2 separate regions of the Mus musculus genome follow, and region 1 is linked to region 2. A link is a loop called in an ENCODE intact Hi-C map of the cell type or tissue named here. Cell type or tissue: heart. All regions are shown on one strand. Each heading gives the region's core, and the rest is flanking DNA. Links, peaks and the distances in the headings are about the cores only. Region 1 has its middle 83 kb from the start of Gm26016. Region 2 overlaps Prep (prolyl endopeptidase).

Region 1 (16,737 bases), core at 4,232-12,231, 62 kb before region 2:
AGCAACCTATTCCCAGTGTAAAACAAACAGATGATCTTTTCTGATTGTCAACGGTTTCACATAGCAACTGAAGAATGAGTCTCCTGCCTCATTAAACATTTAAGTTACTTCTTGGCTCGTGCAGGTGCCTGTCATCATGATGGCAGACAGGGGAGAGGCTTGCAGACTTCCTTCTTAGTGCAGGGGAACTATCCTGTTCTTAAAGACGAGCTTTGGCAAGGCTACACGAGCTTCAGGGAAAGAGTGACTCTAATCACATAGCATTGGCATGTTTTTCCAGAAATACATGTTGGAGCATATAAAAATGTCTGGTGATTTATGTTGGCGTTATGACCATTTACTTCAGTTCTGGGTTATATTTCCTCTTCCTTTATAGTTGATGAAGACATGGGCAATTTCTAAGGGCATAGTTGAAATCATTTGTAAAATGAACAAGTGGTCACAGTAATGACTCAAAAGGCACCAAAACCATGTGTTCTTGCTGTATCTTGTATCATGGCATTAGTAGCTATTTGGCTCACCTAAATTTACAATATCATCATTTAAAGTTTTTACTTAGTCAAAATAATTGTCTCAATGGCGTGTATGATGTTGGTTATCAACTTCAGTTTTTCTGTTGTTTTTGTTGTTTGTTTGTTTGTGGGCTTTATATTTGTTTTATGGGGGTATTTTCTGCTTTTGTTTGTTGTTTGTTTTCGTTGAAGTCATTCCCCAGAGCATAGCTGTAGTCATTTCCATTCTGTTCCATGCCTGCCAGTTATTTTATATTGTTGCTGTAATGTGCCTGTTAGTCATGGATACAGAAAAATAATTTGACTCAGAGCAAGGTCATGCTGATCACATATCATGTTGCATTCTGTATACTCTTGGGTTTTTTAATAATTAAGAAATTCCACAAAGCTTTACTTAGGGCCCATAAAATTAAAGGTCAACATGAACTGTTATGTCTAAAATGGCTTGAGTTTGTGCTGACCACTGGGCAGCACTTCCTGCACCTGCGTATAAGCTCATTGTGGGTTTTGCAGTTTTAGCCTTTATAAGCTAACAGAGAAAGATGTTCAGGGTCATGCCCTCAGGCCCTAAGTTCTGAGCACTACAGCCCTGACTGATTAATCTTAGGATATGTATTCAATAAACCATTCCTATCTGACTGAGATTGGTGTTTGTGTGGTTTGTGAGGTGACTCCTGGACCTCAAAAGTTTTTAGATAACAGGTTTAGGTTAGTTTTATAACCTTGACTGGCTTGGAACTCAACATGTCAACCAGTCTGGTTTCGTGGAACCTCCCCAGTGCTGGGATTAAAGGCATGAACTACCATTCCTGGCTTCAGTTTCAGTTTTTAAACATACATTCAAATACTTTCAGGAAAGGGCTGACTGTATTGGGGATTCAAAGAACCAGAACTCAACTAATAATAGTTGAACAATAATGAAAACATCAGTTACTGGGTGTTTGTGAAGTGCTTTGAAATTGTGTGGACAAGTTGTTGGATTGGATTGTTGTTTGTTTTGAGGCAAAGTCTCAAGGCCCAGGCTGGCCTTGATTTCTTTAACCTCCTTAATGCTGGCGTTACAATGCATTCATAAGCTTAAAATATTTTTTATAAATGTGACTTTTTTCACCATTGAAAATGTGAGTTTGGGGGGCTACAAGGATGATTATATGGATAAAAGCAATTGCTGAAGACTCATGTTCAACTCTCAGCACCCACATGGTGGCTCACCATCATCTGGAATAGTCCCGAGGGATCCAACACGCACTTCTGGCCTCAAAAGGCACTGCATGAATATGGTATACAGGCCTGTATTCAGGCAAAACATCCATACACATCTAAATCAATTAATCAATCAATCAATCAATTAATTAATCAATACACACACACACTCTTTATAGCTGGGAAGCTAACTCTGTCAATAATTATTACAGAAGCATGAGGTCCAGACTTTGATACCCAGAACCCACAGAAAAAAAAGAGGCATACTGTCAAATATTTCTAATCTCAGAGTTGGAATGTAGAGGCAGGCAGACCACCGGGAGTTCACTGTCCGGTCATTCTGCCCTTTTGGCGAGCTCAGGAACAGTTAAAGACTGTTGGCAATCAGGCACGTCCACAGCCAGCCCAGAGGGACCTGGCACCAATGGGACCATTAGGCACCTTCATGGTCAGCCCTGAGGGACCTGGTGACAAGACACATCATTTCTAGTTGTCCAGAGGTGACACATCCCCATTGTCTCCTCTTGTACATGTCCTTCTGCGCATGCACTACAGCCCCATGAAAAGTCAGGCTTAAACCCCTCCCCCTCCCCCCAAAAAGCCAGGCTTTTCCTCTCTGCCCCCTTGCCTTCTTCCCTTCCACCCAGAGGCAGCCTCTGTACCTCATTACCTCTTCCTTTAATAAACCTCCCACGTGAGACCTGTTACATCGTGTGATTTTGTTGGAACTCAACGCTTAGTTCCATCAAAGACCTTGTTTCATAAAAGAAGGTGAAATACATCCCAGGGTGATTGCTCCTAACCTGCCAATCTGAATTCATTCCTTGGAATCCATGTCATGGGAGGAGAGAACAGGATTTCGTTAAGTTGTCCTCTGAACTCCACACACATGTAGTGTGTACATGCTCATCTACCTACCCACACAGTAAATATAAATTAAAAGTTTAAAAACAAAACACAGTGGACTGAGCCTGGGAAAAGACATCTGACTCATACACACGCATGCGCATGCACGTGCACGTGCTCACACACACTCGAGAGGACACACACACATATGCACACACACACACACACACGTACACACATCCATCAGCTTATTCACCTCGAGCATCTCCAGTAGCTTTGGCCAAGCCTCTGCCTTTAGAGTGAAGGTTTCCCAGTTCAGAATGAATACAGTCTTTTCATCTTCCTCCAGAGAACCATGAAGAAGACACACAGGTTGGTGAGGCTTCCCCAGGGCTGGACAGTAGTCAATATATTGATCACTTTCTCGGGTTATTATTGAGTGATGATTGCTTCACTTGTTCTTGATCTGGCAGCCATATTGATGCTGAGTATATACCAGGTTGTCCGTATCAGCTTGTTGCAGTTTTAAGCAAAGCTAACACCAAATAGATGAAATAAATGTCCACTAATAATTTGAATCTTAACATTCTCTTCAGCTGTTCTCTGCCATTTTTTTTTTTTTTTTTACCATGGGCTGCTTTGTCAAGGGTCAGCTGCATACCATGGAAGTCGTGCAGATTTTTCCTGAACACCTACAGTAACTAGGTTAACCTTAGTCTGCTAACCTAGACCGAGTCCTGGAAGCTTCCAGCCTCTGTACAATCTTATCTAGGCCTAGAATGTTTCAGCCTCTGAGGACTCACGGCTGAATCAGGTCGCCCATTTTGGTTCTTTCTGATCTCTGACTAGCTGGTTCACCTCAGCTGATCTCTGACTAGCTGGTTCACCTCAGCTGATCTCTGACCAGCTGGTTCACCTCAGCTGATCTCTGACCAGCTGGTTCACCTCAGCTGATCTCTGACTAGCTGGTTCACCTCAGCTGATCTCTGACCAGCTGGTTCACCTCAGCTGATCTCTGACTAGCTGGTTCACCGCAGCTGTTCCAGGTCAAAACTCCTCTCCAAGCTGACTGATTCAATCTGTTTTTTTTTTTTTTTTTTTTTTTCTGCTTCTCATTGAATTGCCCTGCTTGGCCTCAAACTAACTCTAGCAATCTGTTCTAATCTTTGAGCTCCTTCTCATTTTCTGGTTTGTTCTGCCTTCACTGGTGTCTAGCTTGTCCTCTCTCTTCAACCTGTCTCTGTACAACTCTCCCAGTAAAACTGCCTCCTCTCCTCTCTGCACTGCCCCTAAAGGAGCTTCCCTTTCGTCTTGTGAGAATTGGCATATCTTATCCTGTCAAATATTTCTCTGATTCATCTCTTTGTCTGCTACCCAATTAGGCATTGCTTTCAAACCTGGATGCTTTCTTCTACAAACTAACTTTGCCTTTATTGTTTGATATTAAGAGTGTGTATTAAAGGGTGTCTGATTCCAGCCAGAGGGATTAAAGGTGTGTGCTAAGTGCTGAGCCACACCACAACTAGAAATAACACCATTTCAGTTACAAATCAAATATCCTACAACACTCTCAGCTTCTAATAACCCTCACCCTACTCTCCCCTTCTGAGAGAGCAGCTCTTTTACACTCCACAGATGCTGGAGATCATCTGGTACTTGTCTATGCCTGGCTATTGCACTTAGCAAATGTTGCCTCCAGTCCCATCCATGTTGTTACAAATCACAGGGTTTCTTTTCTTAATGAGCAAATCACATTTTATTTTGTACATGCAACCATGTTTCCTTTGTTCGTCAGTGAATGGGCACTTAGGTTGTTAGGTTATCTCCATGTCTTGACTATTTGAATAGTTCTGTGGTGAGCATGCAGTGCTGAGAACGTAAAGATACAGATGTCTCTTTGACATACTGATTTCATTTCTTTTATGTATATGCCCAGGAGCGAATTTCCTGGAGTATGTGGCTGTTTAATTTTATTTTTATGAAGAGAACCTACACTGTTTTCTATAATGGGTTTATTGGCTGCTATTCCAGCTAGTGATGTTTCCTACACGCTTGTCGGCACTTGCTATTCTTACTCATTCTGACACTTCTTACTGGAGGGAGGGGTTTTCTCATTGTGGTCTCAATGTGCATTTCCTTGATGATCACGGGTACTGAGCACTTTTCATGTCATTTTCCCCAGCTGTTTTTTGTGTTATCTTGGAAGAAATATCTCAACTCTTTTTAAAAATCTTCTTTGTGTGTATGATGTGTATGAGTGTGTGTGTGCTGTGTGAGTGAGGGCACACATGTGCTACAGGATATGTGCAGGGGTCAGAGGACACCCTGGAGTGTGGTTTAGTGTTTCTGGTTTGTCTCTTTTTGTCTTTTTCCTGTATTTTGAAATGCTAGTGACAACATGATTGAAAAAAGGGAATGTTCCTTCTCCACCCCCACCCCAAGTCCAACAATAAAATCTCTTCTGCTTTTCCCTCCTAAGGAGATCCATCTGTCTCTGCTATACCTAATTTATCTGGGTCTACAGATTGTAACTTGTTTATCATTCATTTAATGGCTTATACCCATGTATGTTTATCTTCCTGGGTTTGGGTCACCTCACTCAGGATGATTTTTTTTTCCAGTTTTATTCATTTGCCTGAAAATTTTATGGTGTCATTTATTTTAACAGCTGAGTAATACCCCCACTGTGCAATTACATCACATATTTTCTTTATCCTTCTGTTGAAGGGCTTCTAGTTTGTTTCCAGTTTCTGTCTATTATGAATAAAGCATCAATGATCATGGTTGAGCAAGTGTCTTTGTGGTAGGATGGAGTGTCCTTTGAGTACATATCCAAGAATGGTAGATTGATGCCCATCTTTCTGAGGATCTTTCTGAGGAACCACCATACTGATTTCTTTTGTTGTTGTTGGTGGTGGTGGTTTTTTGTTTGTGTAGTCCTGGCTGTTCTGGAACTCACTCTGTAGACCAGGCTGGCCTTGAACTCAGAAATCCGCCTGCCTCTGCCTCCCAAGTGCTGGGATTAAAGGCATGTGCCACCACCGCCTGGCACCATACTGACTTCTATAGTGTCTGTATGCATTTGCACTTCTTCCACCAATGAAGGAGTGTTTCCCTTGCTTCACATTCTCACCAGCCTGAGCTTTCAGTTGTGATATTGATCTTAGCCATTCAGACAAATGTAAGATGGAATATCAAAGTAGTTTTGATTTGTATTTCCCTGATGGCTAAGGATGTTTAACATTTCTTTAAGTATTTTAGAGGAGATAGGTTGGGGAAAAAATGCAGGGAGAGACAGCTAGAATTAAGAGTTATTTAAAGGGTGGTGTGGAAACCCAGTGCAGTGGAAACTTCCTAAAATATATGAAGGCAATCCTAATGATGCCTCCAAATAATGAGGGAGACATAATTCCCGCTGGCCTTCTCTTGTCACCAAAGCAGTGTAGGGGTTATTGGGAAATTGAGCTATTGGACAAAGGGGTCCCATGGAAATCACCAAACAACCCAGGCTCTTGCCAAGACAATAGGCTACATTCCACAAACCGACAGCCAGATTCCCTCCCCCCCAAAGACAATACCCCCACCAGCTCATTGGACATTGAGCGGTTGATCTGGTATCTACATAGAATGTCCACCACCATGTTTTAGTGTCTTTGTGGACTCTACAGGTTACCAAAAGAGAATGGTAAGTACCAACCCAGCCACAGAACCTTTGATCTACAATTTGTCCTGCCTGCAAATATGATAGGGCCATGGTGGCACAAAGTTTAAGGGAGAAACCAGCCAGTGTCTGATTTGACTAAAGGTCTACTCCACTATAGTGAGATGGAACCCTACCAATCACTGTTTGGGTGGCCAAGAACTAGACTAGATGGCTCAGAGACCTAAGGTTAAAGCAAATACTACTGACCACTTTTTTTAAAAGTAACAATAAAATAACTCCCAATACTATTCTTCTACACTCATGGATTGGTGCCTTGCTCAGCCATCATCTAGAAGCTTCCTCATGCAGCAGATGGGAACAAATACAGAGACCCACAACCAGATACCACACACACACACATACACACACACACACACACACACACACACACACACACACACACACACACACACAGAAAGACCTTGGAACACAGAGCTCTAAAGGGGATGTCTCCATCAAATATCTCCCCTAAGAATTCAGGGAACCTCTCAGAAAAGGAGATGGGAAGAGTGTGGGAGCCAGAGGACACACAATACACCAGGAGAACAAGGCCTTTTGAATCAACTGAGCAAAGCCCATATGAACTCACAGAGACTAAAGCTGCAAGCATAGGGCCTACAGGGGTTTGCATCATGTCCTCTGCATATATATTATTGTAGAGGAATTTTAATCGAGTAAAAAGGCTGTTCTGGCAGGGGTCACATCCAAAGACATTCAGGTCTTTGTGGTCTGGCTAGAATACAAATAGGCCCTCAGAACACACATTTCATCCCTCTGGCTGGAATACAACAGCAACAATAAACAACAACATGCCAAGGTGAAAAACCCACAAAAATGAAAATCAAAATAAGCAAGCAGAATTCCAATGAGACATAGATAGATAGATAGATAGATAGATAGATAGATAGATAGATAGATACAGATGCAGATGCAGATACAGATACAGATACAGATACAGATACAGATACAGATACAGATACAGATACAGATACAGATAGATAGAATAAAATAAAAACCCCAAGTAATAAAATAAAACAAAAGCCCACCAAACACCATTGAGTTTGCTTTGTATCAGCCAACTACTGGGTATGGGGCCTGCCCTGGTGTATGGTTGATATATCCAGTGAGACTTCATTGGGAAAACCTGATTTTCATTTGCTAGCAGGTATCAGTTGTGAAGAGCTCCTTGACTAGAGCTGAAACCTTTGTCTACATGCCCCTCTCAGGGCCAGGACCCTCTCTGGCTTGTGAAGGAAGGACTCACGAATGCCACCAAAGACTCTGTGAGTTCATATATGCATCAGTTCTGTTGTGTCTGGAAGCCATGGCCTTCTTGGGGTCCTCCACCACCTTACATTCCTTCTGCCTCCTCTTCTGCAGAGATCCCTGAGCCTTTAGGTGAGGAGTTTGATGAAGACATTCCATTCAGGACTGAGTGTTCTTAAGTCTCTCGTCCTCTGCAAGTTGTCTAATTGCTGGCCTGTGTTAATTCTCATCTACTGCAAGAAGAAGCTTCTCTGATGTGGGCTGAGTGAGATAATGGTCTATGGATACAATAATATGCTATTAGGAGTCACTTTGTTGAGTGGGGGAGTTAGGGCTCTCTACTTGAAAGGGGTGTGTACACAGAGCACAGGCAGGCAAGCAGGACTATTTCCATGTTCTTAATCCACCCCTGCTCTGCTCTTTGTAGAGCTTCTTTATCTTAGTTTCTCTCAATCTGAGGTCATTGCTCTTATGTCAACACTAGATGGAGACCCACATCCAGGCTTACAGTGAACTCAGGCTTGATGTGCTGCTCTGTTTTAAGCACTAACGGGCAATCTATTCTCTGGCTTATTGTGGTGGGTTGTACAGCATGAATCAGGGATGTGCTAAAAAAAAAAGGAATTTCATCTCTCAAGCCTTTCCCTGGGCTGAGGTAGACTTTCAGGTATCTTCCCGGTCAATAGGGAACATAGATTTTTCTGTCTAGTTCAGCTCTAGATACAATCACTACGGATCAACCAACTATATGTTTCTATGCCTACCTGGTTGCCCATCAATCTATAAAACTCTGTCACACTGAGGCCACAACCTGGTTAGTTGAACACAGCACTAAGAAGGACCAATGTCTACACTACTATAGGATGCCTATTGTTGAAGTGAATTCCACTGCAAGCAGCCACATGTGACGTTGGCCAGATTAAAAGTGTAATAGACTCGGGCCATATGGTTGTTGGTCATTGGGCTGTACCCTTTGTGCACTGGCTTGGATGTGAGTACTGTTAGGCTGTATCTGAGTTTAGTTTTGCTACTGTAGCACTGAGATCCAAGGCAAATTCCTGTGCTAAACCCTGTTCTACTTTCAGCAATGAGAGTCTAGCTGTATGCTACGCGGTCTGAGATATCATTGCAGTTCCTTTGTTACTTGGAATGACTAGGTAGCATCCCAATTTAATACCTGCAAGAACCTGTACCGTCTTCAAGGTGGGCATCCTAAGCCTGATCCAGTGTTGGCAATGATGGAGATCAAAATTCAAGTCCACCCAATTTACAAGTGTCTTCCTGATACCAAGGCAAGATGGATGGTAAGCCATCCATCCAGATAGCCCAAGCTCTACTAGGTGAGTCCATTGGATGAAGTTCTTTCTGTTTTGTTGTAGGCTCATACCTACAATGACACACTTCCTCCAACAAGGACACACCTACTCCAACAAGGCCATACCTCCTAATAGTGCCACTCCCTAAGCCAAACATATTCAGTACACCACAGTGGCTCATGGGTTTATATAGTTGAATGTAGCAATAGATAGATAGATAGATAGATAGATAGATCTCAATAGTGAAAGAATCCTGAATGTACAATGACCAGGACTGAATAAAAAAACAAACATGGACTGGATCTGAGGTGCTTCTGGCAAGTGCTTGCTGTGTTGTACTGTGACTTTGCTGCAGCCTTGGTTTTGAGTACACTTGTGCACTTAGCTCAGCACATGCGGTCACAGCGTATAACATCAAAGAACACAGCCTGAGACTCCTCAGCTCGGATTTGGGTTTTTGCTATGTTTTGAATTGCATTTTTTTTTTCTGTACATAGAAAGGCCAAGGCCAGGAAGCAGGAGTGGGTGGGTTGGGGAGCAGAGTGGTGGGGAGGGGAATAGGGGATTTTTCTGAGAGGAAACTGGGAAGAGGGATAACATTTGAAATGTAAATAAAGAAAACATCTAATTAAAATAAATAAAGAAAAGAAAAGGGATAAACTAACAAATGAGGAAAATAAGAGGAATAAATATTTAGATTACCTTTTAAGGAAGATTATCTCTTAAGGGAGTGGGCAGTATTTATCTTTGCCCATTTCTCCTTCCTTTCACATAGCTAAGGAAGGGAAATTGTGATTTCCCTCTTTCTAAAATCAATGTATCACCAAGGATATATGCAGTAGAGCTAGAATATGAATATGAGGAAGGGACCCTTCCCAGGGACTTTCAAGCCTGCTAGTATCTACAAGTGTGATATTAACTTTAAGGCAGATATTTTCCCACTGGTCTGGTCAACTGGCCAGTGTTTTAAGCGGTGCCACACTGTAGCTCAGAGCCAATTCTGGATCCAGTTCCACGAGGTCTTGTCACATAGCTCTATATCTACCAAGTCCTGTAAATTTTCATCATCTCTGAATTTCTCTGATTCCACCTCGTTTGTTTGTAAAGTGAAGCTCTTACTTGTATCTTTCAAGGTTTTAAATGAGGCTAGAATGGCTTTCCATGCACAAGGTGTTTGAGACAGAATCTGGAAGAGAATCAAGCACTCAGTATTCACCAAGTACACGGATGTGATTCAAATCAAAATCAATTCTGATCGAAATTAAGATGTATTATTTGCTGTGTCCTTTGTTATAAATATGTTTGGAAATTTTAAATGTAAACTGATTTCTTTGTGGAAATTATTTCTTAATAAAGAGTTAAGAGCTACCCTAAAGAAAAAAAAAAGAAAGTTTTATACTCTTACAAAAACTAATATAGAAAACAAAGACAGTTAACATTTTCTTTTCATCATTCATCAAATTGGTATGCTCTTTACACTGTATTATGTTAAAAAAATTTTAAACTCAAAAATTGCTATTTGAGTTCTTGACTTGAGCTTCATAAATCATTCAGTTATTTTGAACTTAGATTTAACAGAATTTCCAGCAATTTTTGATGTTTACATACTTTGCCATTTTTGTACTACACATGGGAAGTAGCATTCTCAGCACTGTTGATTATAAGTCAAAACATTTGAGAAATCTGAAAAATGTTGAGGGCACTCTACATCCTGCAATATCAATTATCCAGGCAAGATCTGACTCTCTATAAAACAAAAATAAACAATAATACACATTTCATTAGCACATAAATTTGCTTTTGTCTTCTATAAGTGATGAAGATATACTATGAAGTATACTATGTATATTATGTTTAGAATTTTTTGTTTGTTTGTTTTTTGTTTTGTTTTTTTGAGGCAGGGTTTCTCTGTATAGCCCTGGCTGTCCTGGAACTCACTTTGTAGACCAGGCTGGCCTCGAAATCAGAAATCTGCCTGCCTCTGCCTCCTGAGTGCTGGGATTAAAGGCGTGTGCCACGTAAAGAATTATTTTTAATTAAATTTCTTTGTGACATATTACCAGTAGATGTTTGATGTACAGTTATTTTTATATACCTGAAATCCCATACTTTCTTGGGTGAAAAGGGATTTCAGATGGAAAGAAGCTAAACTCTATTTAGAACCAACTCACTTACTATGTCCAAATTCTACTGTAGGGCAGTGGATTTTTAACTAAGCAGTGTAGTTCATCATATATTGATAAAATCTCTCAACAAGTAACTTTGATTTCGCCTAGTTTTGTTTTATGCTCTTTAACATAAAGTTAATATTGAATGTTTAAACTTAATTTGTCTTAGGGATCATCTAATCTAGTGATTTTATGCTTGAGCTGTGCCTGAGGGTCTAGAAAGGTGGCAGATATGACGTGAGGGCTGTTTGCTGCTTCTTCAATGTCTCCCTTAATTTTTCTTTCCCGTGGGATAAGGCTTTGCTGTTTGTCCTCAGATTCTTAAGCTCCACTGCCTCACTTACTGTAATCTTCCTGTTGGAAAATATGTGGGTTTATACACAGCTCCCTCCAACTCTGTGGCATCTCTGTGGTGCCATTATTCTGTCTAGGATGTAGTTTCTCTTTGACAGCCAAATCTTGTTATTTTCTGCCCCAAGGAATTGATGGTAAAGGCAAATATTTCCAGAGTCTTGTGTCATCAGGCTTTTTCCATCCATGCTCAGTACCCGGATCTGTGAGGCATGCTGAATGAACACACAGAAACACACTCCAAAGAACTTGCACAACTGTTCGGTGCAAGTTCTAACCACTGCTGCTTTTCCTTCTGTTAAAGTCCAAATTCCCCTTCTTGTTTGGAAGGAGAGAAGTGTCTTACTATGTTGCCCCAGCTGGTCAAACTCACCACTCTCCTGCCTCAACTTTCTGAATGCCAAAGTCACAGACATGTGCCCCTGGTTCCCAAGTTACACTTTTGTGTTAGAATATTTTTTTCCCATTTTAATCAACGTGTGTGTGTGTGTGTTTGGCAAGATTTATCACTGACTTAGCTTCTATACGTTCATGTTCAATGAAATCTCATTTCTTTACCTTTTATGGATTTGCGCTTTGCTTTGTTGGCACTTGATGCAAACTCTCTGAGTTATCAGGCCCACAGCATACCAACTTCTATGTTTGCATAGAAACACATGATGCCAAGAATTAGCAACCCTTTCCCTGCAGGCTCTGCTGAGCCTTGCGTTCCTGGCTCCCTGATTATTCTTTTCTAGCTATTCGGCTGAACAATATTTTCTTAAGAGTATAATTCCTACTGTCAGATTATGATAGAATGAAGTAAGTAGCATGGAATTCTTTGGCTATAACCCAGGCTTAGAGCTGTGCCCTTTCTCTGATAAAGCCTTGCCAGCTCCCAGCACATGATGTGAAATAAGAGACCTGCAAGTGTCTACTTAAAGGCATCTCTTAGAATTTTCAACATTCTAGCAGCACCTTTCCAATGAAGGTTGGCATTGCTCTGCCTCAACTGTTTGATTTCCCCCCGATATGTTTGATAACATCCTTTCTTTACCCATTTTTAGCTCCCTTGCCTCCCTTTCCCCCAGCACAGCTTTGTTAAATGCACATATTGCTGGTCTGATGTCTATGCTAAAGCAGCATTATCTCCCACTTACCTGGTCTCCAGAGCTCATGCCCCCCACCCTCACCCCAAGGCTGTGCTTCAGAACACTATGTAAGTGTGGCAGATTGCTACACTGGCTTCCTCTTCCATCTGACTTCTAGCAAAGATTGGTGTAGAGCCCTATCATATGAGAGACTGGCCAGGACATCAGTCGCCTTGACTTGAACAGGAGCTACTGGGTTTGAGTTGCGATGATTTGATATAATGCAGCTTTATTAGTAATCTCCTGGACAACTCAGTTCCATGGAATTTCCATCTATGCAGAATACAAAGGGAGTCAGGGCACTTGTAGAACATGACTTAGTAACATTGGCATGAAAGCATATGTGAGAAGAGACTCTTGAGTTCGCTGATATCACATATGGCACATTTCTACTGTCCCAGGTTCTGATTACTTACAGCTAATTATGTGGTTGGTTATCTCCTTGTCTGTGCCACATAGGACTGTGCTTTCCTGGGTAGGGAGAGGCTCTGCTTTACTAATGTCCTGATGTCTACAGCACTTCAACCTGGAAGGAATTGAATAAGATGTCTGAATAATTGCATAGTAATATAACTGTGGTTGAAAATGAGAACATTTAAGAATGGCAAATACCTGTTAAGATAGCAGAAGAGCTTTCTGTGGTTCTGAGGGGTTTGAAAAACCTGTTCTGAGCTAGGCAATGGTGGCACCTGCCTTTAATCCCAGCATTTGAGAGGCTGGTATCTCTGAGTTCGAGGTCAATCTGGTCTACTGAGTGAGTTCCACGACAGTCAGGGCTACACAGAAGAGCCTGTCTCAAAACAAAACAAAACAAAACAAAACAAAACAAAACAAAACAAACACAAAAAGAGGGAAGAAAACCTGTTCTAGAAGGTCTTATACCAAGGAATACATTGTGTTTTTAAATAGTACTGAAAAAAAAATAAAAAGTTGATTCTTAGGGGAAAAAATGTTGACAAACCTTTAGACATATTGAAAAAAGAAAGAGGGGAATCAAAATTAATCACATTAGAGCTGAAAGGGAGACATTACAATGGACACTGAGGAAATTCAGAGAATCACAAGAGCATATTTAAAATTTTTATATTTCACAAAAGTTGAAGAATGAATTCACTTTTAGATATAAATGTTTTAATAAATCTAAATCAAAATGAAATAATTTTAAAAAGAGTAATGGCATTTAATGAGATAGAAGTAGTAACTAAATATCTTCCAACTAACAAAGCTTAGAGATGGATTTAGTGCATAGTTCTTTAAGACTTTCAAAGAACTAACACCAACACTCTTCAAATAAGTTCACAAAATAGAAAACAAAGGAAACCTTCCAAGTTATTTTTATAAAGCTACTACTACCCTGATATCAAAACCAGACAATGATCCCCACCCCCCAAAAAAGACCCCAGGCATAATGATGCAAGCCTTTGATACCAGCATTTGTGAGGCAGAGGCAGGGGGATGTCTGTTAGTTCAAGGAAAGCCTAATCTACATAGAGACTTCTAGCACTGACAGGGTTATGTAGACAGACAACATTGGCAAGAAGAAGAAGAAGAAGAAGAAGAAGAAGAAGAAGAAGAAGAAGAAGGAGGAGGAGGAGGAGGAGGAGGAGGAGGAGGAGGAGGAGGAGGAGGAGGGAGGAGGAGGAGGAGGGGGAGGAGGAGGAGGAGAAGGGAGAAGGGAGGAGAAGGGAGGAGAAGGGAGGAGAAGGGAGGAGAAGGGAGGAGAAGGGAGGAGAAGGGAGGAGAAGGGAGGAGAAGGGAGGAGAAGGGAGGAGAAGGGAGGAGAAGGGAGGAGAAGGGAGGAGAAGGGAGGAGAAGGGAGGAGAAGGGAGGAGAAGGGAGGAGAAGGGAGGAGAAGGGAGGAGAAGGGAGGAGAAGGGAGGAGAAGGGAGGAGAAGGGAGGAGAAGGGAGGAGAAGGGAGAAGGAGAAGAAGAAGAAGAAGAAGAAGAAGAAGAAGAAGAAGAAGAAGAAGAAGAAGAAGAAGAAGAAGAAGAAGAAGAAGAAGAAGAATTGTTAGCTGATAGGAGAGGGAGAGACAGATTTCACTGAGCTACCCCTGGCAAGTCATCAACTCTCCACTGGAAGGCCACACATTCAAGAATATTTAGGCAGCACAAACTGGTCTTAAAGGATTGATTAAAACACAAGTTGGGTGGATAGGGAAGGGGGCTGGAAAGCATTGAATGAAACATATTATATGAAACTCTCAAAGAACTAATAAAGTAATTTTAAAAGTGAAAGAAAAGTATAGGCCAATATCTCTGAAAATGGAGGTAAAAATTCTTATTAAATACACGCATATCCAGTTCAAATGCATGTCTATAAAATGATCCAGCATGATCAAGCAAGCTTCTTCCCAGATACAGAGAGATGATTCAATATATGTAAATCAATAAATGTAATCCACTACAAATGCAGACTAAAGATAGAAAGTGTATAATCATTTCATAAAATGAAGAAGAGGCTTTGCCAGAAATCCAACATCCCTTCACCATCAAAATTCTAGAGAATCTAGGAATGCAGGGTGTGTATTTCAACATAATAAAGGTTAAATACAAGCACCCACAGCTAATATTTGCTAAATAGAGAAAAACTCAAAGCAGTTCCACTAAAAATTAGGAGCAAAGCCAGGCTGTCCACTCTCTCCATCCTAGGACTAAAAGTCCTAGCTAGAGCAAGGAGGCAAGTGGAGGAGATAAAGGGGAAACAGCTAGGAAAGGAAGAATTCTAAGCATCCTTATTTACAGCTTATGTGATTCTATACATTAAGGATCCTAAAGACTCGACCAGAGATCTCCTGCATCTGATAAACACATTAGCAAAGAAGCAAGGTTAAAAAAAAAAAAGCACACACAAAAATCTATAGCCTTCCTAAATTCAAATGACAAACATACCAACAAATCAAGGAAACAATGTGTATTAGTCAGGGTTCTCTAGAGTCACAGAACTTATGGATAGTCTCTAGATAATAAAGGAATTTATTGATGACTTACAGTCGGCAGCTCAATTCCCAACAATCGTTCAGTCACAGCTGTGAATGGAAGTCCAAGGATCTAGCAGTTACTCAGTCTCACGCAGCAAGCAGGCGAAGGAGCAGGAGCAAGAGCTAGACTCCCTTCTTCCAATGTCCTTATATTGTCTCCAGCAAAAGGTGTAGCCCAGATTAAAGGTGTGTTCCACCACACCTTTAATCCCAGATGAAAGGCATAGCCCAGATTAAAGGTGTGTTCCACCACACCTTTAATCCCAGATGAAAGGCATAGCCCAGATTAAAGGTGTGTTCCTTAACTCGGAGATTCAATCTTCTGGAATCCATAGCCACTATGGCTCAAGATCTTCAAACCAAGATCCAGATAAGGATCTCCAAGCCTCCAGATAAGGGTCACTGGTGAGCCTTCCAATTCCGGATTGTAGTTCATTCCAAATATTGTCAAGTTGACAACCAGGAATAGCCACTACACAATGCTTATTCAAAATATCCTTTAAAACATCTTGGAATAAACATAACCAAGGAAGTGAAAGACTGTACAATGAAAATATTAAGACACACACACACACACAAACCCACAAAACAACAACAGCAAAAGTAAAAGAGGTATCAGAAGATAGAAAGACCTCCCACATATATGATTAGAGGATTACCATTGTGAAAGTGACCCTATGTGGTAGCTTGAATATGTTTAACCCATGGGAAGTGGCACTATTAAGAGGTGTGGCCTTGTTGGAGGAAGTGTGTCACTGTGAAGGCAGGCTTTGAGGGCTGCTAGTCTCAAGCTCTGTCCAGTGAAGGAAAGATCCCCCTCCTGGCTACCTGCAGAAGACAGTCTCCTTTTGGCTGTCCTCAGATCAAGATATAGAACTCTTGGCTCCTCCAGTGCCGTGTTTGCTTGCATGCTGCCATGATGATAACTGACTGAACCTCTGAAAATGTAAGCCAGTCCCAATTAAATGTTTCCTTTTTATAAGAGTTGTCTTGGGCATGGTGTCACTTTATGGCAATAAAACCCTATGTAAAGCAATTTACTGATTTAATCACCATCAAAATTCAAGCCCAAGTTTTCACACAAATTGAAAAAAAAAAAAACTTCCAACTTTATATAGAAATACAAAGAACCCAAGCTAAAACAATCCTGAACAATGAACAAAACTCTTAGAGGTATCACATTTCAGATTCCAGGTTATAACCAAAAGAATAGTAATGAACACGGCAAGGTACAGGCATTAAAAATAGATCTATCAGTCAG
Region 2 (16,737 bases), core at 3,783-11,782:
GATGAGGCACTGGCCACAGAAGGGGCATATAACGTGCTTCTCTATCGTACAGAAACAGAGACCCTTACCATCCTTTCGGCTACGTCGTTACTTCAGATCTGCACAGACAAGAGAAGGGCAGGCCGCTCTGCACAGGGGTATTACACCCTCATCCAGAGTGCCAAAGCTCTACAGACATCTGTGTATGCAGGACGACATCATGTACAGGTGAATGCAAATGCAGGGGCAGCCAACTGAGAACAACTCATAGCATTCCAGGTCACTGCCACGGTGAGACCTCAGTGCTCCATGAAAACACTGCCCTTCACCCTTCCCTAGGCTACCTACAAAACTGTTACATAGTGTGTGTGAGAGAGAGAGAGAGAATGAGAGAGACAGACAGAGACAGAGACAGAGACATGGCAAGGGGCATACACTGGGGTCAGAGGATAGCTTGTGCAAATCAGTTCTTTCCTTCCAGCACGTGGGTTTCAGAGACCAAGCTCAGGGTGCCAGGCTTATCAACAAGCACCTTCCCTGGCTGAGTTATCTTGCCACGGCCCCTCCCTGTTTCTAACCAAGGCCTGAGTATACAGACCCAGTGTTACGGAAAAAGATTATCACTAGTACAGCAGACAGCTCACGTGGATGCGGGTGGGCCGCACTATGAACTTGGAGCAACACTTCATGGCATCAAAAAGCTTATCCATGCTCAAGAACATGTCCTAGCAACAGCAGAGCCTGTATGCTAGCACCACACATCAGTTATTACCGAGGTCACAGAAACCTAAAGGTAAAAACAAAGTCCAAACCTAACTTAAAAGAGCAGATGCTGGGGGTGATGGTAGTGCACACCTTTAACCCCAGCATGAGGCAGAGGTAGGTAGATCTCTGTGAGTTCAAGGCCAGCCTGGTCTTCAGAGCAAGTCCCAGGACAGCTATGGCTACATAGAGAAACCCACAAAAGAAAACATAACAAAACAAAACAAAACAAAACAGAAAAGATATCCCACTACTGTGACTCCAAGGCATGTTGGCAAACACAAATGGTCAATGCTAAGATTGAGGTACACAGCAGACCACTGTGAGGACGGTCACCCTAAGAAAGTGTCCTACTAAGTATAAAGGACAAGAGGCACAGGCAGTGACACCATGGCCGAACGCTTAAAATCCTTACTATTGCCTGCACCTGCTCATAAAATATGGATACAGGGGCTCTTCTAATTTATCTCGTCTTTTACACAACGTGAGACCGTTAAGGAAAGAGAATAGTTGGCGTATATTCAGCTCCTGGTCCATTTTCAGGTTTATGATTTTTTTCTTTCATTTTAGTCTGAGGGGGAAAAAACCAATCTCTCAGCTGGCTGAACCACAATGAGACTCTGAGAAGCCAGGAAGTGAATTCTGGCTACGCTCCATTTCTTTGTTATGCCCCGTTCAACCACAGCACACAATTCCATCCACTGATGACACGGGCCAGCGGCACCATGAGCACACGGCACGCTGAGGCTCAGCTTCTCGCACTGGCTGTGAAATTATGGATCTCGCAGCAGTGCAAAGGCAGAAGCACACTCTACAAGACAGGAGGTCCTAAGCGTCAGTGATTGTAAACCACTCACTCTCCTCCCCAGCCCCCACGGCAAGAGGGCTTCTCTCAGCCCCTGGCCGGAAATGTTCCACACACGATGTCATCTTTCTCTGGACCAGGGCAGTAGCATCTTTTCAGATCTTGGTGTGTTTCAATCCTTGGGCTTGCCGACATTTCCCGGAGAGTAGTGCCAACCTATGGAATGTCTGCATTCAAACAAACAGTCCCTGGCAGTGTTATAAATCTGTATCGACTTACTGAGAGTCTAAACTTTCTTTCATTTTTGTTAAAAGAGAAAGACGCGTATTACTGGCAATATGTGTGGGTAAGATTCCCAGGCAGGTTCCCCAATCTGTTTCACGAGGTGGCATCGCTAATGTATCTTAGCTTCTCTGGAAAAGACTTGGGCAGACAGGTTCTGATCAACCCGATGTGGTTGTTTTACAGTAAAAAGCAAAGGAGGTAATAAATTAACTAGAGATTTAATAAACCCACCTAAAACTAAAATTCTTACATGGATCAGAGAGGAGGAGAGAGAGAGAGAGACAATGAGTTCTCTGGGATCTGATTCTGAGACTTGTTTCCCCTGTTGCTTTGAACAGTAACTTAAGACAATTAATAAGAAAACGTGTTTCCGATGTGGCCAGTTTTCCCAGAGCTGCCACCAGGATGGGTAAAAGCAACACAGACAGTGTTCTGTGTCTGAGGATGAAACTCAGCACCAGGCCCTTCACCTTCCCAGGCAAAATGCACAGGCCTTGTGAAATGCAGACCGTCCACACACACCCTCCCCAGTGTGTATGGGGTGGCTTAGCCGGCTGTCTCCTTGCCCTTCCCTCTCCATCTCGTTTGGTCCTTCTGCTGCTGCATCTCCAGGAAGACGGTACCTCTAGGAGGTAGGTCGTGAACACTATTAGTTAGTGGTTGCCAACCCTATTGGCCAATCTACACATCTGCATGGTCACACACTTTACCTATAGAAGAGAAGGAGTCAGGGAAGTGTATTCAAATCACACCAAGAAAAAGCACAAATTCATGTCATTCCCAGAATCGCTGGAAACAAAAATGAGTTTTTCCAGACCTGCTGCCTTGACTTACCACTTTACTATACACCGTGAGGATGCTTTTCACTCTCGCACAAAGCCCTCCCTAGAGCTGTGGGAAGCGACTGTTGGAAACACCGCTGAGAGCGTCATCAAACCATGCGCACATCTGCGTCCCGTCTCTACTGCATAAATGTAAACCCAGACCCCTGCAAATGGGCCTGAAACAACAGCGCTCCACGGAGTGGTGGCAATTAGTATGATGCCCGTGACGGGCACAGAACACTGAGCAGTGTGCTGCCCTCTGCAAGCCAGTGTGCTAGTCCTTAAGTGTTTACCTATGTAATGCTCTAAGTATCTGACAAGGTCAATGCCAGAGCAGCCTTGAGTCACGGAGCACTGGGGACAGAGACTCTGAGTCTTACAGTGGCACAGGTACCTAGCACGACCAGGCACACTGAATACCTGGAAATCTAGCTGCTCTGTTCTTCAGCTTTCCCTGTCCCCTCTCCAAATCCAGCATTTAGAACTGAAAATGAATATATACCGTCCTCACCGGGGATGCCCAGGAAGGACTAGAAAAGTCAAATGTAACAGCTGATAGGAATACACCTCTTACAGAGCCATGTTATATGCATGCGGGGTGGAAACCCTCCCAGATGCCCAACTAGCAATGAAGCTGAGTGTCTAACAGTCAAAGTGATGTAGAAAAATCACAAACACTACAGTTATTCCTATTGAACAAGACTGTACTCAATCTATATGTTACTTCACAATACACAGTGCCTTCTAATAACTCCAAAGGGATCCCGAACACTACTTACAGTTGGAAGCAGTGACAGAAAGGCTGTGTGCCTTGCCCAAGGCCACTCAATATGTACAGGACGAAGTCTGTCCTGTCTGAAAGGGCTTTTGAAATAATAAGCCTGGTGCTTCTGATTTTAAACACTACTCACACAGATTATAATCCAGCAGACTTTCTCAAAGGTCCTAACATACTAAATAAATTAGGACATGTATAATGGACCATAGTCTGTGGTGCAGCCCTTCAGTCAATATACTCAGCAGCCAGTATATGAACACATGGGCACAGCTGTTCTCCAATCAACAGAAGACCAGCTTGCTGGCAGTTAACACAGGACACAGATGGTAAACCGCAATCCTATACCCAATCCAGCTCCCACCTGTTTTTGTAAATACATTTCTACTTAGGGTCTCTATCTAGCCACCAACTAACCTAGTTCCAGACAACTGAGAGTAAAGCACCTCCATCATGCCAGGGAACCACCCTTGAAGCAGTCAAGTACCCGAATATGAGGTCTACTGCACTCTCCTCTTTTATGGTTTTTCAAGACAAGAGCTTCTCTGTGTAGTCTCAGCTGTCTTGGACCTCAATTGGTAGACCAAGCTGGTCTCAAACTCAGAGACAGATCCTCCTGCCTCCTCCTGGAGTGCTGGGTTAAGGGTGTGCACGACGACGACCACCGGACTGGTCTTCTCAATATTCTGGTTCCTGATCTGTAGCCTGCATGATTCAGCCTCCCGGTGGGAGCGCCCCTCCTCCACACAGCAGTGCATTCTCTGGAAGCCTCACTATCATCAGGAAGCTAAATAAGCCAAAAACGGGCGGGGGGGGGGGGGGGGGAGACTTAGCTTGAAAAGAATGATCAGGGACTGAGTGCATGTTGTCTTGACGAGCTTTTAGTTTGCCCATTCATTCAGATGTGCTGTGAGCACCAGCTGGCTCAGCAGAAACATACAAACTTCAGACTGAATCGGGAGACACTACACAGAGCAAATCTTGTAAAGACCTGAGCTTGGCAATCACTACTTCACATAGGCAGACAGACACAGATAGAACCCAAAGACTATGAAGGCCATAACTACAGGGACTACTTGCAGAGACCTAAGGACCTGGCCCAGTGCCTAGAGACAGCAGGAGTACCAAACATATTTGTCCTCTGTATTACTATGGGTTAGCTCTACGCTTTTTGACGAAGCGGAATGGGAACAGCATCCTGAACGTCAGATTTCCTGTCTCCTGTCAAAGAGACCATTTCGTCCATACCTGGATTGTCTGGTAATCAGCAGCATCGATTCCCTTCACCGTCACCTCTCGGAAAACCATGGGCTCCAGTTCCTCTTTGGTAAGATCGCAGTGGTAAATGACACCTAGAGGGAAGAAAGGCTCAGGTCACTTTCAAAGTGAAGCACACAGGCCACAAGGATGCTACACACTACCCGAGGGTAGCAGCCATCAGGGTCCTTGCCCATCACCATTTGGGTGGCTGTGCAAAGCTTCGTGAGGAGAGTCGGATGTGAGCAGTACCCTGGAGAAATGGCAAGTATACCCATTGGCACCGACCGCTTCCACTCCTACGGCACCATGGTGTTAATATTTACTGTCAACTTGATGCGTTTGCAGCAACGTAGGAGCCATGCCCTGGGTGTTTGTGGAGAGAATGTTTGGAGAGGTTTAGTTGAGGAAGGAAGACCTATCCCAAGGGTGGGCAGCACCACGCCACACACTGTGGCCCCAGACTGTAGGCCACTGAGTATCGGCATGCATTTCTCTCTGCTGCCTGGTCTGCCCTAGCATGAGCAAGGCACTGACCATCAGGCCTTCCTTCCTCACTGTCTAGTCACTTTTAGATTTCTGTGATGACCAAGGCAACTTAAAGTAAGTGTGTAATCTGGATCACAATTTCAGAGGGTTAGAGAGCATGATGGCAGAGTGACAGAGCGGCCCAGAGCTCACACCTTGATCTATGACCACGAAACAAAGAGACAGCGGGCAATCCATGGGTTTTTTTAAGCCTCAAATTCCGCTCCTGTGACTCATATCTTCCAATAAGCTCGCAACTGTTTCCCAAACAGTTCCATGAACGGAGCCAAGTATTCAAATAAATGAGCCTGTGGGGCCATTCTCACTCAAATCACCACAGCCACAGAATGTGGGGATCGGGCACACAACTGGGAGCCCAAAGAAATCTTTCCACTGCCTTTGCTTTCCTGTCAAGTGGCTTGTCACAGCAATCAGAAAAGTAATTAACACTGACGTCAACAAGGTTTCTTCAAGCCAGGTCACATGGGAATGCTGGCCCTGCCCCTCACTGCCCCTACTCAAGGTCTACAAGCAGTCAGGGTCTCTTGACTAATCCCTTTGGGGCTTCTACCTGACTCAAACCTAACCATGGACACACATGTAGGCAGCAGTCAGGAACCAAAGGTGAGCCATCACAAGACCTTTCAGAATCAGATGTTCAACTCTGTCCCAGTCATTGTGCACAATGCAAAATACTAATGTATATGGAATTCCAGTTTATGTAATCAATAATAAAAGTTCTAATTCCTGGAATTAGTACATCTCTCTTAATATTTAAGTCAAAGAAACAAGACAAGAGTAGTGCCATGTTGAGGAATGAGCCAGAGAGGCTAGTGTGGAACGGTACCTCACGTACTTTAAGTAGACATTGTCAAGTGTAAGGAAAACTGATCCTGGGATCTCAGTGCTTGCTGGGAAACCAGAAGCCAAATAGGAGTCCCACAGGACTGAGAGAGACGGACTGATCATGGGTTAAAACAGCAGCTCTCTTTCCCCTCAACCCTTCCCACCCCCCAATGTAGGCATTTCCCTAGCAACGTGAGAACCAACACTCAGTACATGTAATATAAATGCATGAGAGTTAGTGAGGGATTTTGTTGTTTGCTTGTTTTGTTTTTCAGATCACTACAGGGTACCCACCACAACCACGGACAAATCTGACTCCTGGGGCCAGGGGTGGGGTGTCTCAGCTCTTTTCTGAAGGGAAGCAGTGTGGTCTGGGGGTAGAGGGAAAAGAGGCTGCTGCTGCTGGAATGTACTGTATGAGAGAAGAATAAATAAGAAATAAGATGGAATAAAGAGCAGGCCTGTGCCACACGATCACTGGATTCGCCTTGATGTCGACACAAATAAGGAAGGGTTTAGGAGCCAGACTTAAGAGCTCAGTGAACCCAGGCAAGCCACCAGGGAACTGGAATTAAATTCCTTAACGAAAAACAAAGGAGAGGAGACATTCTACATTCCTGTTTATACACCAAAGCTGAGACACAATTTTAACACAGAATGAAGTATACAACTGAGGCTGGTGGCCATTAAAAAGAGCTTCACGTACGTACTTCCCTCCATTCTCTATAAGGGCCCACAAATGGTTCCACGAGGGAGGAGGGGGGTCAGCTTGATGGTTGCAATGACAAAGGCATTTTATCAATATTCTCTATGCACAGTCATCTGGGATAGCCCAGGTTAGCCCACTGCACACTCTTACTACTTACTATAGTATGAACCACTGTGACCTACTTATACATCATGTCCCGCCTGATTTAGGTCACACAGGGACAGGGAAACTGCTGAAGAAAGCATTCTGGATCACAAACAGCAGAAGGCTGTCTAGGAAATGAATTGAAGATTTAAAGTAGAAGTTGATTACCGAAGTCCCTTAAGGTCAAAAGGCGTGTCTGGCCTTAAGTTGTTCCTTAACTTAATACTCTCACAGGCAAGGAGACCAGGGGTGTGGGTGGAGAGGGGGGAAGGAGTTAGAGAAGAGAGCGCTCTGGGAAAAGCTAGGGAAGAAGGGCCAGGGGGGTCTGTAACACTGCTCACATGAAGAGAAGAAGGCAATGGGGTTCTGGAGCTCTGGCAGGGCAGGACTTAAGGCTATAAAAAGAGGACTGGAGGGGGGGGGGGGAACGACAACACACAAAGCACCCAGGCCAAGGCACTTAAAGGTTTCTCTTCCAAACCACATGTGAAAGGCTGTCTCCTCCCCACCTCCCAGAGCCAGGCCTGGAAGATACTGTCTTGTTCAAGTCTGGCTGAAGCTAACCTCTAAGCTTCTACAAGTACAGAATTAATCAGTTCAAATACCAACTGGTTTGTGTCACAGGGAATCATTGTGTCCTGTGCTAGACTGGCCTGGCTGTCAGCTTCTCCCGAAGTGCGACCTGAAGTGCACAAGTCACAAACGGGCTGAGGGCAGTCCCTGCTTTCTTGAGAGGCAACTATGCGTTCTCTGATGGCTGCTTTGCACTTGGCGTTAGAAGGCCTAAGTCTGGAAACCCCACTTTCTGGTTTTAGGGATCAGATAGCATTAAGAGAGAAGGGAAGGATGGGGAAAATGAACGAGAGGAGACAGGGAGACAGACAAAGCATCACAGTAACAAATGAAAGCTTCCTCAGAAGCAGCTGGCGGCCCAAGACGAGGAACACTTTTCTTTCCAATCCTCAGAGCCACAGACACAGGCAGTATCTCACCATTTGGCACAGAACCATCACTTCCCACTAGGACAGTGAGCCCTTTGCCCCAGATAATGATGAGCCTGTTCCTGAAATAAAGGGTCACATGGGGTCGCTGGAGAGGTTGCTGGCCTTCGGAGACCCTGGCTTTTATTAAGAGCTGATGAGTCACCCCCACCCTGTGTTCCTGTGCCCTTCATTCATTTGAAAATATAACTTGTTTAGAGTAAATGCCTAGACCGTGAGACCTTGAGAACGACACTAGGGATGGGTGCCTCCCTCTTCTCACAGCTACCGCTGAGCTCTGGGCTCTGGGGAGAGGCAGGGTACCTGATGTCCTCTTGGTGCTGGCTCTGGGCAGCTTCCTCTCTGGCTTTTTCTAGCTCCTCTCAGTCCCCTGAAAGGCACTTGGGGAAGTGCCCTTATGCACCCCAGACCTACCCACAATATCACTCTTCAGGTCCTAGCAGCCCTGTCAGCAGCCTGTCACAGCGTAAGGTAAGATGTCACATGGACCCAGAGGGTCAAACAGAACTGCATCCAGATGAGACATCACTGCCCATCTGGTCACATCCCCAGAGGAGGATGGTCACCTACGAACTGACTCCTGGGCTAAAACACGGCATACATGTGGCTATGATGCTACACAGTGGAGGTGAACCTCTATACAAACAAGAGGAATATGACCAGCCTTGCAGAAAGTATACAATGATATTATTATATTTTAGGAAAAGTTAACTCATGTCAGGAAATGTAAAATATCATCTTAGAAATATTTCTCTTCCCCAATAGATCCAGGATAACACACATTTTTAAATTTAATTTTATTTATTTTTTATGAGGGTGAGATTCATCTAGGAGGCATTCTGTAGGCTGGATGTGGCTGCTCATGGGGTTTGCGGATGCTATCTGCACTGTAAATTTTTGTGCAGATCAAGGGCGGGACTAAGACTTACTATGGTGGTTTGCATAACAATGATGACGCCCATAGGCCATAGAAAGTGGTGCCATCAAGAGATTCAGGCTTGTTGGAGTAGGTGTGGCTTTGTTGGAGGAAATACATAACTAGGAAGTGGGCTCTGAGGTCTCAAAAGCTCAAGCCAGCTTACTTCCTAGGGCCTGCCAATTGGATGTAGAACTCTCAGTTCCTTCTCCCACATGGTGTCTGCCTGCAGGCTGCCATGTTTCCTGCCATGCAGATACTGGACTAAATCCCTGAACTGTAAACCGGTCCCAATGAAATGTTTTCTTTAATAAAAGTTTTTGTGAAGCCGGGTGTGGTGGCGTGAGCCTTTAATCCCAGCACTTAGGAGGCAGAGGCAGGAGGATTTCTGAGTTCGAGGCCAGCCTGGTCTACAAAGTGAGTTCCAGGACAGCCAGAGCTATATAGAGAAATCCTGTCTTGAAAAAACAAAAAACAAAAAACAAAAAGTTTTTATGGTATTGGTGTCTCTTCACAGGAACAAAAAACCTAACTAAGACTTTTGGGCCTGGCGAGATGGCTCAGCGGGTAAGAACACTGACTGTTCTTCTGAAGGTCCTGAGTTCAAATCCCAGCAACCACATGGTGGCTCACAACCATCAGTAATGAGATCTGATGCATCTGAAGTCAGCTACAGTGTACTTATGTATTATAATAATAAATCAATCTTTGGGCCTGAGCAAGCAGGGTTGACCAGAGCGAGCAGAGGTCCTAAAAATTCAATTCCCAACAACCACATGAAAGCTCACAACCATCTGTACAGCTACAGTGTACTCACATAATAAAATTAATAAATAAATCTTTTTTTTTTTTTTTAAAGACAGTTACATTTGATTTGTTGGCACTGAGAACAAGGGCTGTTCCCACTCCCGGCAGAGGAGTTAGTGACATAGCTTTTTATTTCCCTTTGTTCTGAATAACTGCTTTTCTCTAAGGGATTCTGTCTAGAGTATAGCCTGTGTTAGGGACAAACAGAACATCACACTGTGATTTCCCAGGAGAGATTCCGCATCACCACCAGGAAGAAGCCCTCACCTGGAGATAGGAAGGATGTGAACTGGTAGAAGATCTCAGAGTCCTTCTTGCGCCCACTGTAGCCCACCACGCTGCCCACATCCAGGGGGAAGGTCTTGAGGAGAGCACCAGTCGTCAGGTCGTGAAGCTGTAGAATGTTCTTCACGTCATGGAGGTAGCACAAGACCAGGAAGTTGGACCTGACACAAGCCACCCATTCTGAAATGACAGGGAGAGAAAAATCAGAGCCATGTCCCTCGTTTAGCGGGAGAGTGGCTCTAAAGCCCTACTGTGCTCTAAAGCCCCACTGTGCACGAGGTCATGACTCGTGGAAAATCTCATCTTCAGCACAGTTCTTTAACAAATGTCCGCAGCTGCTATGTCCAGAAAATAAAGTAGCCTCCATCTTGGTGATAGTCAACGAGGAGTACACAACCTTTAGGTACTCACTACAGTACAACAACCAGAGTTCAGTCTTGAGAACTGCAAGTTATACAAAACAATTTTTTTCATAGCGTTTTAGGTAGCAGTCATGGTAACCCTTGGATGCGTGAGTTCTGCAGATTGGACACTAGACATGCTGGCTGCAAATATCCCTGTTGTTCTGAGCTGTAGCCGTGTGTTCTAAAGGTCCCTGAGTTGAAGGCTTGGACCTCGGCCCATGGAGCCAGTGAGAGATGGTAGAACTTTTCAAAATGGAAGGAAGTTGGTTAGATGGAACTGGGTCCTGGGAGAAGAAAGGTCTCTAGCCCTCCCCACCTCCCTCTTCCTCTTGTTTTATTTCTGACTGTCCTGAGGTAAGTTACAATGCCGACTATGGCTCACCATGGGCCCAGAAGCAACAGAGCAAATCACCCATGGATTGGGACCTCTAATACTATGAATAGAATAAACCTTTCCTTTTTTTAAAAAAAAAAAAGTTGATTACCTCAGGCATTTTGTCACAAAGAAATAGGAAGTAATGAAAATACCTACATGCCTATTTTGTATTTGATACCATGCTATGGGAATATAGAGAGGGGGAAAAAACAAAACCAAATCATAATCCAGGAATACAAGAGGACTGATCATTTCACAGAAATGTAGTAAGCCCTTGGTGCATCGTCTCGGAGAGACAGGTAGAGGACTGAGGTCACTTCTGCAGACACCCATGAGCACACCCATGAGCACATAATGGAAAATGTGGATGTAGGTGCTGGTGGCTGAGGACCCAGAGAAGATGAGAGTTTTAAGTACAGGGGTGTGGAAAAGGGCTGGGAAGGATTTTCAGGAGACAAGCTGTTAGAGTGTATGGAGGTTTGATTTCTTTATATGTACTGTAATGATAAATACTGCCCCGTAAGGCCTGGTTGCTCCCAGGAATGAGAGAATCGCACATATAATGTGACCTTGCTTGCTAATTTACAACTATCAGTTAAATAAATACACCAACAGCCAATAGCTGGGCAGAAGAGACATAGGCGAGGTTACGGTTCTGTGGCTTGGGGTCTGATGAGACCACAAGGAAGGAGAGGAAGGTGGAAAGAGGAGAAGAAGCCATGTGGTAACAATCTAAAACTCATGGTCATGAAGGCTGGCCTGTTGGAGTTAAGAGCAGCTCAGACGGAACACAGCAAGTAATAACTTGGGGTTATCGATAGAAAAATAGATTCTGGGCTAGAGAGATGGCTCAGCGGTTAAGAGTATTGATGGCTCTTCCAGAGGTCCTGAGTTCAATTCCCAGCAACCACATGGTGGCTCACAACCATCTACAATGGGATGCCCTCTTCTGGTGTGACTATAAATTCAAAGGTTTTATGTATTTTACTCAGGAACTGAATGACCAAAGGCAAGGTACAAGCCCTGATGGAGATTAAATATTTTTATAAGAATGGGAGGTGAGTCAAGAAATGAAGGCCACAGTGAAGAGAGAGGGAAGGACCCAGCGATGCAAGTGCTGATCAGGAGGGACAGAAAGGAATCCTGTAAAGATGAGGAGATTCACTTTGAAGACTCAGAAAAAAAGCCATTTGGTTTTGGAAGACAGTGATGCTGGTAGTGGTCCTGCCTTGGGGCATTTGGTGAGCTGGGGAGAGGGGGGAGTTTAGTTATCCACTGCTGAGAAGGCAGTGGAATGGACAGCAGTATAGAACGATGCTTCTGACATCCTGTATGCCAGACAGGTAAATGCAAAACAGAGGGAGTCTGCGGAAAGCTGGAAGTAAGAACAAACACGGTTATATATGCCAGGAGGAACACTGGGCATGAAGCCGGGCAGGAGAGTACAGCTACAGCTCACAGATTGCCAGGACTTGGTGTAACAGGGTGTCCTAGCTCGGTTTCAGCTGCTGTGATAAACACCGGGACTGAAACCACCTTAGGAAGGAAAGGTTGTCCTTGGCTTGCAGGTTACATACAGTACGTCACTGCAGGAAACCAGGTTTCCTGTCTAGAAGCCTTATATAGAGAGCCCAGACCAGCTAGACATGGACCGCATCATCAGTGGGCCGCACAAGAAAATGTCCCATTAACATGCCCATGTGCTACAAGTACAGCATGAGCGGGTGGGGAAGGAGGAACTAGAATGGCAGACACAGAAGCCAGCCTGAAGTGGGGACAGGCCGGGAGGGATGAAACAGCAGCACAGCGAGTCATGCATCAGGCATACTGAAAGGACAAGATTTCCTGGGGTTTCATGATGGGGTTCTTGACACTGCTTATTTTTATGACCCAAGAACAAACTGGAAACTCACACTCAGAATGTGACTAATTATCCACAAGAGCATCAAGACATTGGCCGCTGTCATCTTGGGTGGCCTTGATTACCACACAAACTTTTCCTTAAGCAAAAATACTAAGAATTCATAATATCTGCAAGTCACTTGCTTAGGAGTGGCTCAGCCTAGCAAGCTATCTCAGGTGTTCATATGACTTACTGTTCTAAAGAGAGAAGGAAGCATGGGTGGACACAGAGTAAATTCCAGCTATCAGGGAATAATCAAACTGTGTTAACCACGAGTACATCCGAATTATAAACTGGACCAAGTGAGTAATTAAAGGACAGGAGACTCGTGGAGTATCATGAATGAAAGCTGACTCTGGAGATGCCCTTTGAGTCACCTCTAGACTGTAGGCACAATAGGGCACTCGTCACTGACAGGGTACCGCAACACTGCATTCTGCACTGATGGTGTACAGCAACCTTTGCTTCTTTTAAGAGATGAGTGTAACAATACTGAAGGCTTCCCTTCCCAGTCTAAAGAGCTACAGCTTTTCAGAAGCAAACTGGCACCCTCAACTGCCAGCTATTAATTTGGATTGTATACAAATGACATAGGATGTCATTTATGGTAGAATTCACAGCCTCCCCATTACTTTAAATGGTAGAAGAGAATTCAGATGGCTGGGAAACAATGACAGCGTCCTTCTACAAAAATCACCACTCCAACCTAAGCTATGCGTAAAATCACCAGAGTACCGACACAAAGACGTAGGCTTCCACAGTATCCTTCAGACACACCAAGACATGTCAGTACTATAGAGTAGGGCCCAGTGTGGCACCTCGGCAGTGCTCCTTGCTGTATCCACCTCATGGGGACAGTTCTGCCTCAGTGGCTCTCAAAGAGACTCTGAAAGGGTCTTGGCCTGAGGATGTTCAAGAAATGAAATGCCCCAGGACCTGCTCTATGACTTAGGAGCAAGAGAAGACATCTTTGAGGAAGACAGGACTGGTGCTGTAAGTCTTCCCACTGTGAAGAGCAGGATGGTTCGCTTTTACCCACTGAAGCCTGGGGTAGACAAAGCGCCACTCTGACCACAGCTGGAGACATGTCTGCACTGCATGAGGCAGGGATCTGGGAGGCAGGGCCAGCTGTAAATTTAGTGCAAAAGCCTGTGCTAAGCTTGGCCCTGGAGTTGTGGGTTTTGCTGGGAAGAGCAGGTGGGGCTGTCATGAGGCTTATCTGATACTGGTATGAGGGTTGAAGGTAGGGATACTAATACAAGGCGTTGGCGGGGTACAGCCAAATGTCCAGGCTGGGAGAAGACGAAGTAAAGTCAAACCATGGAAACTGTAGAAAAGAGACACAGTGAGAAATGCCCATGGGAGCCTGTGACCTTCAGATTAGCTCTCTGCTTGTCCACTGCAGCAGTATCAGACTTAAATCCCTGCAAAGCACAGTGGACAGGGAGGAGTTCCTTACAGGTCCTGATGTGAACCCAGATCTACATGGCTGAGTGCATGTGCCTTAGAGCACTGGAGAACACACTGCAGGAGTGCCTTAGAGCACTGGAGAACACACTGCAGGAGTGCCCTAGTGCACTGGAGAACACACTGCAGGAGTGCCTTAGAGCACTGGAGAACACACTGCAGGAGTGCCTTAGAGCACTGGAGAACACACTGCAGGAGTGCCTTAGAGCACTGGAGAACACACTGCAGGAGTGCCTTAGTGCACTGGAGAACACACTGCAGGAGTGCCTTAGAGCACTGGAGAACACACTGCAGGAGTGCCTTAGAGCACTGGAGAACACACTGCAGGAGTGCCTTAGTGCACTGGAGAACACACTGCAGGAGTGCCTTAGAGCACTGGAGAACACACTGCAGGAGTGCCTTAGAGCACTGGAGAACACACTGCAGGAGTGCCTTAGAGCACTGGAGAACACACTGCAGGAGTGCCTTAGAGCACTGGAGAACACACTGCAGGAGTGCCTTAGAGCACTGGAGAACACACTGCAGGAGTGCCTTAGAGCACTGGAGAACACACTGCAGGAGTGCCTTAGAGCACTGGAGAACACACTGCAGGAGTGCCTTAGAGCACTGGAGAACACACTGCAGGAATGCCTGAATGCACTGGAGAACACACTGCAGGAGTGTTTAGTGCACTGGAGAACACACTGCAGGAGTGCCTGAATGCACTGGAGAACACACTACAGGAATGCCTTAGTGCACTGGAGAACACACTGCAAGAGTGTTTAGTGCACTGGAGAACACACTGCAGGAGTGCCTGAATGCACTGGAAAACACACTGCAGTGTGAGAGAACACACTTGGTATGTGTGGAGTGCAGTGGAGAACACACTGCAGGAGTGTTTTCTCTGAGAAGCTGCTAATCTGCAGCCTGGGTGCAATTCTCCACTGCATATGATACAGTTCTAAATGACCTGAGACTTCCTCACTGAACTCAGCACAAAAACTCACTTCCAGCAAACTCTTCTTTGGATAGAAGGGCTGACTGAATTCCTCTTTAGTGTAAAAACCTAGTAAAAGACTAGTGAGTCTTCTAGATAAATTCAGTTTTCATACGCTCATTTATAAGTCAGCATATTATTTTTGATAAGATGAGTAAGTGCCTGTGGCAGCTTTCAATTAAAAACAGGGGCAGTCTATTCTCTTTTTCTAGCAAGATGGCTGGAAGTCCACCCGCACATCTACAACAGGTAAAAACAAACAGGTAAGGTGATAGAAAAGTTTAAAGCTAAGAGCTGTTACTCCTTTTAGTTAGACAGCACACACTGTTTAAGGATGGCCATCCTAATAATTACAAGCCTGCTTCGTACAGTCAGCAGACCATGGAGGACTGACTTTTCGATGTTCTTGCAAGCACAGTTTCCAAGCAGCTGCCTGCCTTACCTAAGACATCCTTCTCGTGCTCCGGTACGAGCACTTTCCACTTGGACTCGTCAGGGTCCGTGAAGTCGATATTGATCAGCCGATAATTGGGAGAATTGCGGTTCGTCTTGAATGTGAACACTGTGCCCTCGTTGGTTACGTAGTCGTATTCTCCTTCAAAGTTGTCTATCAGTTTTACCCACTTCAGGATTCCTGGGAAGAAAGCAAGCACTTCTATCATCTGATCCTGGGAGAAACGATGTAGGTTTCCACATAGGGAGGCGACAGGTTCTTTTCTTTCTACGAAGTTCACAGCATAGATGGTACTAGGAGCTCAGCACACAAAAAGGAGCAAGGGCTAATTGTAGGTGGGTGCCAAGGAGCCATTGAAAACCTCGGTGCTAAAGGGAGACTGAAGGACTTCATCTGCCCTACCATTCCACACAGCTGCTAAATCATCTTCTACCTGAGCAAGTCTCATATTAAAACCCTTTCCTGCCGCCCTGCAATGCCCCTGCCCCAACCTGGTCTACAGCAGTGGCCCTCAACCAGGGGCAACAGACTCTTCAATTCCAAGCAGCCTTTGGAAGGTCTACAGTGTGTTCCGGTTGCCCTGACTTAGGAGGTGAGGCGTGCTACTGTCATCTAGTGGCAGAGGTCAGAGATGCTATGAAATTGGCAAAGCAGCAGCCCACTCAAAAGTCAGTAGCTAGCTCCAAGTCTCAGCAGCCCTGGCCTATAGCATCAGCTCTCTGCCTGGTTTTACTCTATTCCAGGCAGCACAATGTCTTAACATACTAACCTGGTCCACGATGGTGCCTTTGAACCTTCCAGTGCCTTTCCCATTACACTCCGAGTTAAGTTCCCACACCATAAAACAGTCCTTTCTCACCTTCACACATTCAAAATCTTGCCTCCTCTGCTGAGGTGCTAGGCAAGCCACAGGCGGTTCCTCTACCTGGCCCACTCTCCAATGGCCAGCCACTTCTACCAGGCTCACACTCCATGTTCTTCTCAAACTAGAGCTAAGTGCTTACGGGTTTGCTTGCTACTTCACAGCATAGCTTGCAGGGATTTTAAAGATACAAATAAAGGCTGTACTGAGTGGAGTTACAGCACTCTCCAGTCCTTTATTCCTAAGATCTGGTATACAGTGGTCACCAATAAAACTGTTAACAGCATTTGCTGTCATCCTGTAAATGGCTCTCTGTTGAGCTCCTTTAATGAGTAAAAGCTCACCTGACAACACCTGCTTCAGGACGTGCCT

What was found. A loop is a pair of places that touch in the nucleus more often than their neighbours do. Peaks named below come from ENCODE experiments on the same cell type or tissue, not always from the same donor. Only the 100,000 strongest peaks of a DNase experiment are listed, where the experiment ranks them.
Region 1: a loop joins it to region 2, with 2.4 times the contacts of the local background. A loop is called at or near these places in 4 of 42 quality-filtered maps.

What each region holds. Positions count from the first base shown.
Region 1 is chr10:45,176,942-45,193,678 of GRCm38, reverse strand. No RefSeq gene overlaps it. Among named protein-coding and RNA genes, the nearest start is that of Gm26016, 83 kb to the left of the region's middle. In heart, for the core only: a CTCF peak has its summit at 8,009; no DNase peak of the experiment used is centred there.
Region 2 is chr10:45,114,009-45,130,745 of GRCm38, reverse strand. Prep (prolyl endopeptidase) reads right to left here. Exons shown (of 15, transcript NM_011156.3): 8 at 15,492-15,683; 9 at 9,906-10,103; 10 at 4,679-4,782. Among named protein-coding and RNA genes, the nearest start is that of Prep, 55 kb to the right of the region's middle. In heart, for the core only: no CTCF peak of the experiment used is centred there; DNase peaks (open chromatin) are centred at 7,555 and 8,165; H3K27ac peaks cover 3,273 bases.